Linked DNA regions of Homo sapiens: region 2 is linked to region 1. A link is a loop called in an ENCODE intact Hi-C map of the cell type or tissue named here. Cell type or tissue: Caco-2. All regions are shown on one strand. Links, peaks and the distances in the headings refer to the core of each region. The heading gives the core; the rest is flanking DNA.

The links. A loop is a pair of places that touch in the nucleus more often than their neighbours do. Peaks named below come from ENCODE experiments on the same cell type or tissue, not always from the same donor. Only the 100,000 strongest peaks of a DNase experiment are listed, where the experiment ranks them.
Region 2: a loop joins it to region 1, with 17 times the contacts of the local background. A loop is called at or near these places in 11 of 110 quality-filtered maps.

Annotation. Positions count from the first base shown.
Region 1 is chr1:64,859,146-64,864,145 of GRCh38, reverse strand. It overlaps JAK1 (Janus kinase 1), which reads left to right. Exons shown (of 25, transcript NM_002227.4): 9 at 3,884-4,041. Among named protein-coding and RNA genes, the nearest start is that of JAK1, 100 kb to the left of the region's middle. RefSeq lists enhancers at 2,455-2,504, 2,593-3,138. In Caco-2, for the core only: no CTCF peak of the experiment used is centred there; a DNase peak (open chromatin) is centred at 2,385.
Region 2 is chr1:65,016,309-65,024,132 of GRCh38, reverse strand. It overlaps a transcript of JAK1 not described here and the pseudogene RNU6-1176P. Among named protein-coding and RNA genes, the nearest start is that of LINC01359, 18 kb to the right of the region's middle. In Caco-2, for the core only: no CTCF peak of the experiment used is centred there; no DNase peak of the experiment used is centred there.

The sequences.
Region 1 (5,000 bases), core at 1-5,000:
CACCAGGAAAGGCCACATTCTGCCAAAATGTGGCAGATACTGTGTCACAATGATAACGCTCAGTGCTGAGGAAGAGCCTGGTGATACGGTTTAGGGCAGACAGTCACTCTCTTGTATTCAGAATAACTTGTCTTTCTGATATAACCTTTTGGAAAACAGTTTGGTAACCTGTTAAAAGCCTTGAAAATATTTATATATCCCTCTGTTCAGGAATCTAGAGAATGAATCTATCTTCCAGAAACAATGTGAGAGGCAGGTTATGGTTTATGAATAAGAATATTCATTCCAGTAGTAATTAAAGTGTCAAAATTCTGAAAATAACTTAAATATACAATAATAGGAGAATAGGAAAATAAATCACAATTTGCCTGAGAAGCAGAATATTAGAAAATCAGGTTGCTGAATTTTTTAATGACCTGGAAAAAAGGTCAGGGGAAAAAGCAGGATATAAAACTTTACCTATAGAATGGGACCAGTTTTGTTCAAAATATCAATAGGTATGCATGTATATACACATGCTCTTAGAAAAATAAATATTAACAGCTACTTATTTATGGTGGCATTATGAGTGGTTTTAATTTTCTTATTCTCCCCTCCTTTTTTTTTAAACAAAAAACTTACATTAATTTTATTAGAAAAATATAGTAAAAACAAAGTGAAGAGGGAGAAGTAGAAGAGCTCAGATGGATGTTAATGGAAAGATGCGAAATGGAGGGAGAAAAGAAGAAGTGCTGTTGATGGAGCACATCCTGGATATCAGGCCCCGTGTTATATGCTGCATCCTGGATATTAGGCCCCGTGTCATATGCTGCATCCTGGATATTAGGCCCCGTGTCATATGCTGCATCCTGGATATTAGGCCCCGTGTCATATGCTGCATCCTGGATTTTAGGCCCCGTGTCATATGCTGCATCCTGGATATTAGGCCCCCTGTCATATGCTGCATCCTGGATATTAGGCCCCGTGTCATATGCTGCATCCTGGATATTAGGCCCCGTGTTATATGCTGCATCCTGGGTATTAGGCCCCGTGTTATATGCTGCATCGTGGGTATTAGGCCCTGTGTTATATGCTGCATCCTGGGTATTAGGCCCCCTGTTATATGCTGCATCCTGGATATTAGGCCCCGTGTCACATGCTGCATCCTGGATATTAGGCCCCGTGTTATATGCTGTGCCTGTATCTTGGTCTGTCTTAGTCCTTGTAAGAACCTTAGGGGACTGAGCATCAGCTCTACTTGAAATGAGGAATCTGAGACTAATCAAGAGGCATGGGATCTTGCACAGGGTCACTCAGTGAGAAAGTGGCAGGCACTTGCCCAGCTCTGTCTGGTTCCTGCCTGTGCATTTTGCCTGTGTTGCTTTGGCTTCTAAGGCGTTATCATCCCCCAGAGACCCCGAAGGGAGTGAGGGAGAGGCTGACATGTCCATGATCTGGCTCTTCAACGTGGTGTATGCCTGGTGCACATTTTATGAGCCTGCCCCATCCTGTCCTGTCCTGGTTGACACAGTCAAGTCTAGCACCAACACAAGTTGGTGCACCCATCATCTAAGTCAGAGCTCACCCTGGCCACATGGGCCAATGACTCTATGCCAAGCCACAGTGCTGTGGAGGGAGCAGGAGGAGGGCAGGAAGAAAGAAATACTTGATTCCTCCATTAGTTTGTTTTTCTTTACCACGCTAGCCCTTACTGTGTGTCAGGTACTTCCTATTCTGAGCACTTCACAAATACCACCTATTTTAATTTTCATGTCAACCCTATGGGTGAGTATGATAAGGGGAAACTGAGGCACGAAGAGGTTAAGTAACCTGTCCAAGGTCACAGAGCTGTTAGGTTAAAGCATTTGAAATTGCCAATATTTGACCATTTTGACCTATAAAAATGATGATTCCATATGCATAACCCTACTAGCAGGTGGAGAGGCTGCGATTTGAACCCAGAGCAGCTGGCTCTAGAGCCTGAGCTGAGGGTTGACCACTGCTCCATGCTGCCAGTTTAGAATCTCATGCCCTCGTTGTCCCCTCCCAGCCATGGGATTCCCAAGCCCTTTAATCAGGCAGTGCTTTGAAGAAACCCTGATACCAGCATGTTGTCAAGTCAGACCTTCATGTATCACTTCTCTCTACATCTCCTTGGCATCCCTCATTTCTGTTTAGACTCCTGTTCTCAGGAAATGTAAGTGCAGATGTGGTCTTACTTATCATGTGGCTGGGTGAGGGGCTGCCCAGGCCAGCCTGCCCCTTGTTCAGAGCATCTTGAATTTGCTCTTCAGGGATATCCGCAGGTGGGTGCCTGGTCACACCCGCAAGGCAGTGTGCTCAGTGTGGTTTCTTTTTTCTGAAGTGCCATTCCTATGGTGACCCTGCCCTCTCCAGGCCTCCTTCCTCATAGCCCCAGGCATGCTTCCTTCGGCATTACAGCTGCACTAGGCCCCTGACCTCCCTCCTGCCGAGTGGCTTGTCTCCCCTGCTCCTTTTTCCCTTCACTGTCCTCTCATTTCTGCCACCTGCCTCTCCTTTCTACAGGGCTATGAAAGAGTCATTTTGCCCTTTTTTGAAGCCTCAGATGCTTTTTAATGTTTTTTTGTGAGTCAAAGCTCCAAATCATGGCTTTTGCATACCTTCCCTTGCCAGGAAATGTTCTTGATTGACCTGATAGTTCCTGTCAAATGGGCAGTCTCTTCAGGGATCAATGATCAGGACAAAAGTACCCCAAATCTACAACACAGGTGTCTTTCAGAACACCTTCCTTGATGGAAATCCCCTCCCTCCTCTTCTCCACAGGTGCCTTTGCCTCTTCCCACTCTGAGTAAGACACTCTGCTCTCTCCAACTCTCAGAGCTCCCTAGGCTTAATCTAGCAAACTCTTCACTGGGCCTGGGATTATTCCTAGATTAAAATCCGGGAGTTTCACCTTCTAGAGCAAGTCTGCTATGAGATGAACCACACTGCCTCTGTTTCTTTTCTCCTAAGCAGGAATAATGCCGATTTAGCCATTCACCGTTGAGTGCCAAGATCACGGTGCATGCTTTGCCCCTTCCCACCTCCACTTTTGTGCCTCTGCCACCTTGATTCAGGCTTCCTCTTCTCCCATCTGGACCCAGGGGACAGCTTCTCTGCATGTCTCCCTGCCTGCCACAGCCTCCCCCACCGCGTCACCCCCAACACACACACACATACACACACACACACACACACACACACACACACACACACGGACCCAGGGGACAGCTTCTCTGCATGTCTCCCTGCCTGCCACAGCCTCCCCCACCGCGTCACCCCCAACACACACACACACACACACACACACACACACACAGAGTCATCTGATAGTTTGAGATAATAGATGGGAAAATGTGTTGAACAGTGAAAGTCCTATATAAATGCAAGGGGGATCGGGCACAGTGGCTCACGGCTGTAATCCCAGCACTTTGGGAGGCCAAGGTGGGAGATCACTCGAGGTCAGGAGTTCAAGACCAGCCTGGCCAACATGGTGAAACCCCGTATCTACTAAAAATACAAAAATTAGCCAGGTGTGATGGCAGGTGCCTGTAATCCCAGCTACTTGGGAGGCTGAGGCAGAAGAATCGCTTGGACCCAGGAGGCGGAGGTTGCAGTGAGCCGAGATCTCACCACTGCACTCCAGCCTGGGCGACAGAGTGAAACTCCATCTCAAATAAATAAATAAATAAATAAATAAATAAATAAATAAATAAATAAATAAATGCATGCAAGGGGTATATTTAGTATTGATGAAAAGGTTTTCCCTTTGGGGTTCCCATTGGGTTATAAAAATCTTCTCACTGTGCACCTCCCTACAGAGTCAGCCACTTAAGCTGATAGAGACATGATGTAACCGTGGGAATTTCTTCTCTCTCAACAGGAACTGAAGCTCTCTTCCCACGAGGAGGCCTTGTCCTTTGTGTCCCTGGTAGATGGCTACTTCCGGCTCACAGCAGATGCCCATCATTACCTCTGCACCGACGTGGCCCCCCCGTTGATCGTCCACAACATACAGAATGGCTGTCATGGTCCAATCTGGTTGGTCCTAGAACCTTATCAGTTGCCTTTGGTGTGCAGAGAGCCCGTGTTTTAGTGATGGGGCATGTCATCATTGTTTAGGTCAGGCCAGTTGACCATGCTGCCTGGTACTTGTTGGCTGTCCTCCTTTCCTCCCTGCTGTCCAAGCTCTGGTCAGGCCTTCCTGTAATCTCCTACCATCCTCTTTGCAGCAGCCCCTCAATGCTGCTTCTTTACTTGGATCTCTCTTCATAGTTTAACCCCCTCACCTCTCCATAGCTGATCAAGAAGTACTACACTTTCTGATTTCTTGCTGTGTCAAACAATGTGGGCAATTCAAGAAACACTGAACACAGCTGAGCGTGCTGCCATGTGCCTGTAGTTTCAGCTCCTTGAGAGGCTGAGGTGGGAGGATCACTTGAGCCCAGGAGTTCAATTCTAGCCTGGGCAACATAGCAATATCCCATCTCTAAAATATATAAAAGAAGAAAAAGAAAGATCAGATGATGATCTCAGCATCAGACAGTGTAATAAATGGAATTGTCAGTCAGCTTGTCCCAAGGTGCCAGGTGAACAGTGGGGACCGTGAGGGTAATACAGCCTTAAGGCCAGAAGGGGCTGTGTGGGATGCCTTGTCCCACCTGCATCTCAGAACTGGCAGCCTGTGCTGAAGTACCTCTGGTGATGGGCAATGTGTGAGGCAGCCCATGGATTGGAGCTCTGACTGTGAGAGATGTGCATACCTTTCTGATATGGAGCTGTAGTTGGCTTCTCTGTAACTTCTGCCTACTCACTTGAATTCTGCCTTTTGAGACAACAGGGATTCTTTTGACTTTCTCTTACATATGACAGCCCTTCAGGCAAAGGAAAACAGCCAGCTGCTGTGTTTCTTCTGAGCCTCTCTTTTCAGACCACAGAATATCTGGGGAAGCATCTCTTCTGCCACCTTTCACATGATGTGCTTCTCACCTTCTTCCCTC
Region 2 (7,824 bases), core at 1,750-6,749, 160 kb before region 1:
TAGGTATATACCCCCAAAACATGGAAATATATGGCCGCAAAAAGTTTTGTACAAGAATGCTCATAGTACTTGTATTCATAACAGCCAAAAATGGAAAACAACTCAAATGTCCAGCAATAGGAGATTGGATAAACACATTGTGATATATTCATACAAAGGAATACTACTCAGCAATAAAAGGAACGAGCCACTGGTACATGCAAAAAAAAAAAAAAAAAAGGATGAATCTAGAACCATGGTGAGTGAAAGACACCAGATGCAAAATAATAAATACGGTATGACTCCATTTACATGCAATCCCAGAGCAGGCAAACTAATCTATGGTGATAGGATTAGAAAGTGGTTCCCTCAGCAGGGTGCAGTAGCTCACACCTGTAATCCCAGCACTTTGGGAGGCCGAGGTGTGTGGATCATGAAGTCAGGAGATCGAGGCCATCCTGGCTAACATGGTGAAACCCCATCTCTACTAAAAATACAAACAATTAGCCTGGTGTGGTGGTGGGCACCTGTAGTCCCAGCTCCTCGGGAGGCTGAGGCAGGAGAATGGCATGAACCCAGGAGGTGGAGCTTGCAGTGAGCCGAGATTGTGCCACTGCAGTCCAGCCTCAAAAAAAAAGAAAGTGGTTCCCTCAGTGAGAAGGAAAGGGGGTTTGACTAGAAAGGGACAAGAGGATGAGACAACTTTCTGGAACTTTAGATGGTAGTTACATTAATGTGTACAATTATCGAAATCTGTTGGCCAAGCATGTTGGCTCAGGCTTGTAATACCAGTGCCTCAGGAGGCTGAGGTGGGAGGATTGCTTGAGGCCAGGAATTCAAGACCAGCCTGGGCAACATAGCTTGACAAAAATAAAAAATAAAAATTAGCCCAGTATGGCTACGTATGCCTGTGTCTCCAGATACTTGGGAGGCTGAGGTGGGAGAATCACTTAAGCCTAGGGGATTGAGGTTGCAGTGAGCCATGATCACTCCACTGTACTTCAGCTTGGGTGACAGAACGAGACCCTACCTCTAAAATTTAAAAAAAAGTCATTGAACCGAACCTTAACATCAGCGTATTAAATACTTCACTTAAAAATAATTAATAGTTGGAATGATACAGAGAAGATTAGCATGGCCCCTGTGTAAGGATGACAGGAAAAAAAATTCTATGTTTTAAATGTTTACTGCTTCCTCACTTTTCATGAGAAAAAAAGCATCCACTGAATTTATATGATCTAACAGGTGTGAAAAACTCCCTATCAAAAAATATCATTCCCCACCAACTTAAGAATAGACTGAATTTCCCCTGATTAGTTTCTCCTTTGATATACACATTGAAAGCCCTAAATAAAATGCTATATTAATTTTTCCCAATGAATATTTTAGCATGACACTAATGTATGAAGTTGGTTCTCCTCCCTCTTAGCAAGGTACTGCAACCCACTATTGACTATGTTAAAGTCTAAAAATAAAGAAGATAATAAAAGTAATAAAATGGTGATTACCTTCTTCAAGTTGCTTAGAAGTCTGAAGAGGCACCAACTCTTACAAACTAAATTTTCACTTTGGCTGACTCAGTCTCATTTCTTAATTTTTTCTTTACATCACCCCACCTCCCAGCCTTATGCCTCATCACTTACTACCTACTGATCAGTTTAATGGGCCTCAGAAAGGCTATGGAAATCCTAAAATGCAGAGTCATTTACAAACTTCCCTCACATGAGCCCTCCAATCCCTATGGGTGCACTGGAATATCCATTTTGTTGGTGATTTATGGGTTAGAAAGAGCCCTTAATTGCTTCACTAGCATGGACTTCTCTGTGACCAAGAAAAAATAAAAAAATAAAAAAATGGCAATGTGGGCTCCTTTGAGAGAAAGGAGAGGGGACATTACACAAGAAAAATGTTATTTTCCAATATCAAGAAAATTCATTAGCAAACACATTAAAATGCACTCAAGTAGTCATCACCCTGAATTGTTTTGGAAAAGGCCCTGCTTTGGAAAAACACAGGGCAAAAACATTACTCTTGTAGCTTGGCACAATGAGATGGCAGGATGACAAATGTCTTATTCTCTACTGTGCCTTAATATTTAGAGGACATCTGCTACTGTGTATTCCTCCCTCCCTTGAGTCACCTTTATCACAGTCTAACGTTGTGTTATTGCTGTTTCCCATGTCCACCTGTTACAGTGATAAGACACAGCTGTACTCCTCCAGTATGTGGGAAGCAAATGAGTCTGAAAGTCAGGAGGCTGAGCTTCTAGTTCCATTGTTGTACTAACTATGCACTCTTAGGCAAATATTGCAAATTCTCTTGGTTTTAGTGTCCTCTTCTAAAAAAATGGGAAGTATAATAGACATGGTTCCAATGAAATGGAAGCTAAGTCTTACCCCCAGGCATTAGGGGTTCCTTAGGTCATAGAACCAATATATAGAAAAGGGGTAATATATCCTTAACAGCAGTAATTAGATTGCTGCTACCTAGCGGGGATAGACAGGGAGAGCTATGTTTAGAACTCAGGGATTCAATGAACAACTTCTTAGCATTCCTTGGCCCACTGTTCTGGTGAATGGAAAAGTGCAGCCACCCAATAAAGACAAGATTATCAATGCCTCATATCCTACACGCAACGAAGTTTGGGTCTCTCCAAATCTACTTTGGAAAATAGGCAAAAGCATCTTTACTATGGGACAAGTAGCCTGGGACAAGGAAAAAGGTAAAACACATCCTGCTGAAGTGCCGATGGAAGGAAAGAACAGAAGTGGGAGGTGGAAGAAGGTAGCCTTGAGTACCAATGTACGCCTTGTCATCAGCTGCAGAAGCAGGGATTATAACAGCTATAATTTAAATCCCTTGGTCATTTCTCCTTCTCCCCAAACCTTGTATTTTAAAAGAAAAACACTGGAAGTGGCTACCACTTTAGATTCAGACGGACATGTGAACAACTTCTCATCACTTCGGATCTACTCTTTGCCCAGCTCCATTCTGCTGGGTTCTCTGGGTGGTTGACCTAAATGCATTGCATCCACAGATTCTCTTGTCTTCTGGCTTCTGGTTGGGTTCACCAACAAGGAGCACAGACAGAAGATTGGGAGAGGGAAGGGAGAGGAGCAAAATCAGGGTATTTATCCCCTTTGTATGCGGTCACTGTGGTGTGGACTGGCTCTGTCTTTCCACTAGAGGTCATAGCTCAAGTTGAGTAGCTCTCTCCACATAGCTCTATCTCCTGGTTCTAATAAAGGCTTTCTTTCCCTGCCCCAAAGGGTGGGAAAGGCACCCCAAGTTACTAGTTCTAGAGTATTTTGTTACCACATTTGAGCTCCTTAAACCCTGCCCACACCTTTGTAGATGGTCCTTTTAAATTAAACTCTTCTCAAATTACCAAATTTGTACAAATAATTTCTTTTCTAGTGGAGCCCTAACTAATATGGACAAGTTTCTTATAGGAACCACAAGTGGTAATTGTAAAATCAGATAAGATTTATTAAAATGTGTGTGAAGTTTCTTTGAAGAATATAATGCCTTTGTAGAAGTTCAAATGAGACATATGCAGTACATATAGAAAAGTGCATAAAGCATATATGTGCAGTTTGAATGATTATAAAATGAACATCTACATAACCAGTACTGTGATCCAGATATAAAATTTTGCTGCCTCCCCAGAAGCACAGTGAATCGTTTCCAGTTTCAAGCTACTCAGAACAATGATGCTGAGAAAATTCTTGTACTTGTCTGTAGTACACATTGCAAGAGTTTCTCTAGGACAGTGGTTCACAGTCTTTTGGTGATAATGTGGATTGGTGATGAGAGTTCTCATAGGCTGTTGCTGAGAGTATAAATTAGCACAACCACTTTGAAAGAGTGTGGCATTGTCTAACAGAACTAAAGTTATACACAGCTTTTTTTTTTTTTTTTTTTTTTTGAGACGGAGTTTTGCTCTTTTTGCCCAAGCTGGAGTGCAATGGCGTGATCTCAGCTCACTGCAACCTCCGCCTCCCGGGTTCAAGCGATTCTCCTGCTTCAGCCTCCCATGTAGCTAGGATTACAGGCATGCACCAGCACACCTGGCTAATTTTATACTTTTAGTAGAGATGGGGTTTCACCATGTTGGCCAGGCTGGTCTTGAACTTCTGACCTCAGATGATCTGCCCACCTTGGCCTCCCAAAGTGCTTTGATTACAGGCGTGAGCCACCACGCTCTGCCTTCTTCTTCTTCTTCTTCTTTTTTTTTTGAGACAGAGTCTCGCTCTGTCACCCAGGCTGGAGTGCAGTGGCATGATCTCGGCTCACTGCAACCTCTGCCTCCCGGGTTCAAGCAATTCTCCTGCTTTAGCCTCTCAAGTAGATGGGATTACAGGTGCCTGCCACCACACCTTGCTAATTTTTGAATTTTAATAAAGATGGGGTTTCATAATGTTGGTCAGGCTGGTCTTGAACTCCTGGTCTCAGGTGATCCACCCACATTGGCCTCCCAAAGTGTTAGGATTACAGGAGTGAGCCACCATGCCCGGCCTCACATCTTCTGACATAGCAACTTCGCTATTTTGCATGATGTTTGCTACAGATTTTCTGTAGGTACCCTATTTCACTTAAAAGTTTCCTTTTATTTCAAGTTTGCTGATTTTTAAAATTAAGAATACATATTGACTTTTTTTTTTAACCATTCACTTTTCCTAAATATATTGGGGGGGGGGTCATATGGGTTCTCTCCTTTATTCTATTAACATGACAAATTACATTGTTTCATTTTCAAATATTAAACCAATTTTGTATTCCTAGGATACACTTGCTTTTCTATATTATCTTTTTGTATTGCTGGATTCAGTTTGCTAATATATTGTTTCAGATTTTTTTCAACATACATCCATAGGTCAAATTAGATTGTAATTTTATTTTGACATAGTCTTCACATGAATTTTAGTGTCTTATGAGTTTGAGAGTTGTTCCTTCTTGTATGTGTTTATGTAATATTAAAATACTTTGTTCCTTAAAAGATTGGTGGAAGTCATATGAAAGGCTTCTGGTCCTGGAATTTTCTTTGTGGATTTTCTGTAAACGATTCAACTTATTTAATGATCATAGGATTGTTCGAGATTTTTGTTTTTGTTTTTTGTATTATTTTTATTTTTATTTTTTTGAGACGGAATCTCACTCTGTCCCCCACGATGGAGGGCAGTGGCGCGATCTTGGCTCACTGCAAGCTCCGCCTCCTGGGTTCACCCCGTTCTCCTGCCTCAGCCTCCCGAGTAGCTGGGACTACAGGCGCCCGCCACCACGCCCGGCTAATTTTTTCGTATTTTTAGTAGAGACGGGGTTTCACCGTGTTAGCCAGGATGGTCTCGGTCTCCTGACCTCGTGATCTGCCCGCCTCGGCCTCCCAAAGTGCTGGGATTACAGGCGTGAGCCGCCGGGCCCGGCCTTTATTATTTTTTTCAAATGCTCTCTTAGCAGAATCATGTTCATGTTTTTAAAATATCTTTATAAGGTTTGTTGATTTTTCCCCGATGAAATTAGTCCATATAGTGTACTTTGTCAAATGGATTAGATTTAAGTCATTCATTATATCCTTTTATTATCTTTCCAGTGTGTACAACATCTGGAGTAATATCCCCTTTTTCACTCCTGATAGCGTGTGTGTGTGTGTGTGTGTGTGTGTGTGTTCTCTCTCTCTCTCTCTCTCTCTCTGTATGTATGTGTGTCTCTCATTAGTTTCACCAAATATTTTACACCTTTTTTAGTCTTCTCAAAGAATCAACTATTGGCTTTATTGTTCCTGTTACATAGTTTTTCTATTTTACACATTTTTGTTCTTATTTGTTATCTCTTTCCTACTTCTTTATTTCTGTTTATCTTGCAGCTTATTTCTAATATCCTGAGGCAGATGCTTGACTTACTTACTTTTAGCCTTTTTTCTTTTCTAATATAAAATGTAAGGCTATAAATCAGCTCTGTAAACACTTTTTAGCTATTACCCTATATGTTTTTGATATGAAGTAATTTTTAAGTCACTCACACATTTTAAAAAGGCACAGTTCACAGCCAGGTGCAGTGGCTCACACCTGTAATCCCAGCACTTTGGGAGGCTGAGGCGGGAGGATCACCCGAGATCAGGAGTTCGAGACCAGCGCCGGCCAACATGGTGAAACCCCATTTCTACTAAAAATACAAAAATTAGTTGGGCCTGGTGGCAGACACCTGTAATCCCAGCTACTTGGGAGGCTGAGGCAGGAGAATCACTTGAACCCAGGAGGTGGAGCTTGCAGTGAGATCCTGCCACTGAACTCCAGCCTGGGCGACAAGAGTGAGAATCTGTCAAAAAAAAAAAAAAGGCAGAGTTCACAATTAAAAATTTTTTCCACTATGATTTCTTCTTTGACCCATGAGTTATTTAAAAGCATGGTTTTAATTTTCCAAACATGGAGATGCTCTGTTTACCTTTTTATTATTGATTTATAGTTAGATCACTTTAGGTCAGAAAACATCCTCTGTATTAATCCTTTAATATCTGTTGAGGCTTGTTTTAATGACTATGTATGAGTCCATTTTTGAAATATTCTGTGTGGACTTCAGAATTTTTTTCTGCAGTTGTTGAATGAAATATAGATAATCTCTATTAGATCAGTTTTATTAATCATTATTGTTTGAATCCTCTAATGATTTATTTTTATTTTTATTTTTTTGAGACAGAGTCTCTCTCTGTTGCCCAGGCTGGAGTGCAGTGGCGCAATTTCAGCTCACTACAACCTCCGCCTCCTGGGTTCAAGCAATTCTCATACCTCAGCCTCCCGAGTAGCTGGGACTACAGGCTGTGCCACCATGCCCAGCTAATTTTTATATTTTTAGTAGAGACAGGGTTTCGCCATGTTGGCTAGGCTGGTCTCAAACTCCTGAGCTCAGGTGGTTCACCTGCCTCGGAGGCCTCCTAAAGTGCTGGGATTACAGGTATGAGCCACCAGTCCTGGCCTATTTAATGATTTTTCTTGTTCTATCAATTATCGGGAGATGTATTTTTTAATTTCCCATATAATTGTAGATTTGTCTATTTCTCCATATGGATCTTCTGATTTTTCTCTTATATAATTTGTGGCTGCACTACTAGGTACTTATAAATTCAAAATTTTTATATTTTCCTAGTAAGCTGAAATTGTATTGTTAAGTGATTATCTTTATTGTTGTAATTTTAAAATTCTGATAAAATGTATACAGTAAAATTTGCCATTTTAAGTTTTTATTTATTTACTTATTTTTTTGAGATGGAGTCTTGCTCTGTTGCCCAGGCTGGAGGGCAGTGGCGCGATCTCGGCTCACTGCAACCTCTGCCTCTCGGGTTCAAGCAATTCTCCTGCCTCAGCCTCCCAGGTAGCTGGGATTACAGGTGCCTGCCACCATGCACGGCTAATTTTTGTATTTTTAGTAGAGACAGGGTTTCACACTTTGGCCAGGCTGGTCTCTAACTCCTGACCTCAAGTGATCCACCCGCCTCAGCCTCCCAAAGTGTTGGGATTACAGGCGTGAGCCACTGCACCCAGCCTATTTATTTATTTTGAGACAGGGTCCTATTCTGTTGCCAGGCTGGAGTGCAGTGGTGCAGTCAACCTCCTAGGTTGAAGTGATCCTCCTACCTTAGCCTCCGGAGTAGTTGGGACTACAGGCGCATGCCATCATGCTCAGCTAATTTTTGTATTTTTTGTAGAGACAGGGTTTCACTATGTTGCCCAAGCTGGTCTCAAACTCTGGTGCTCAAGTGATCTGCCCTCCTAGGCCTCCCAACGTGCTAGGATTACAGGCATAAGCCACCATGCTCGGCCCATTTAAACCATTTTTAAGGGTACAATTTAG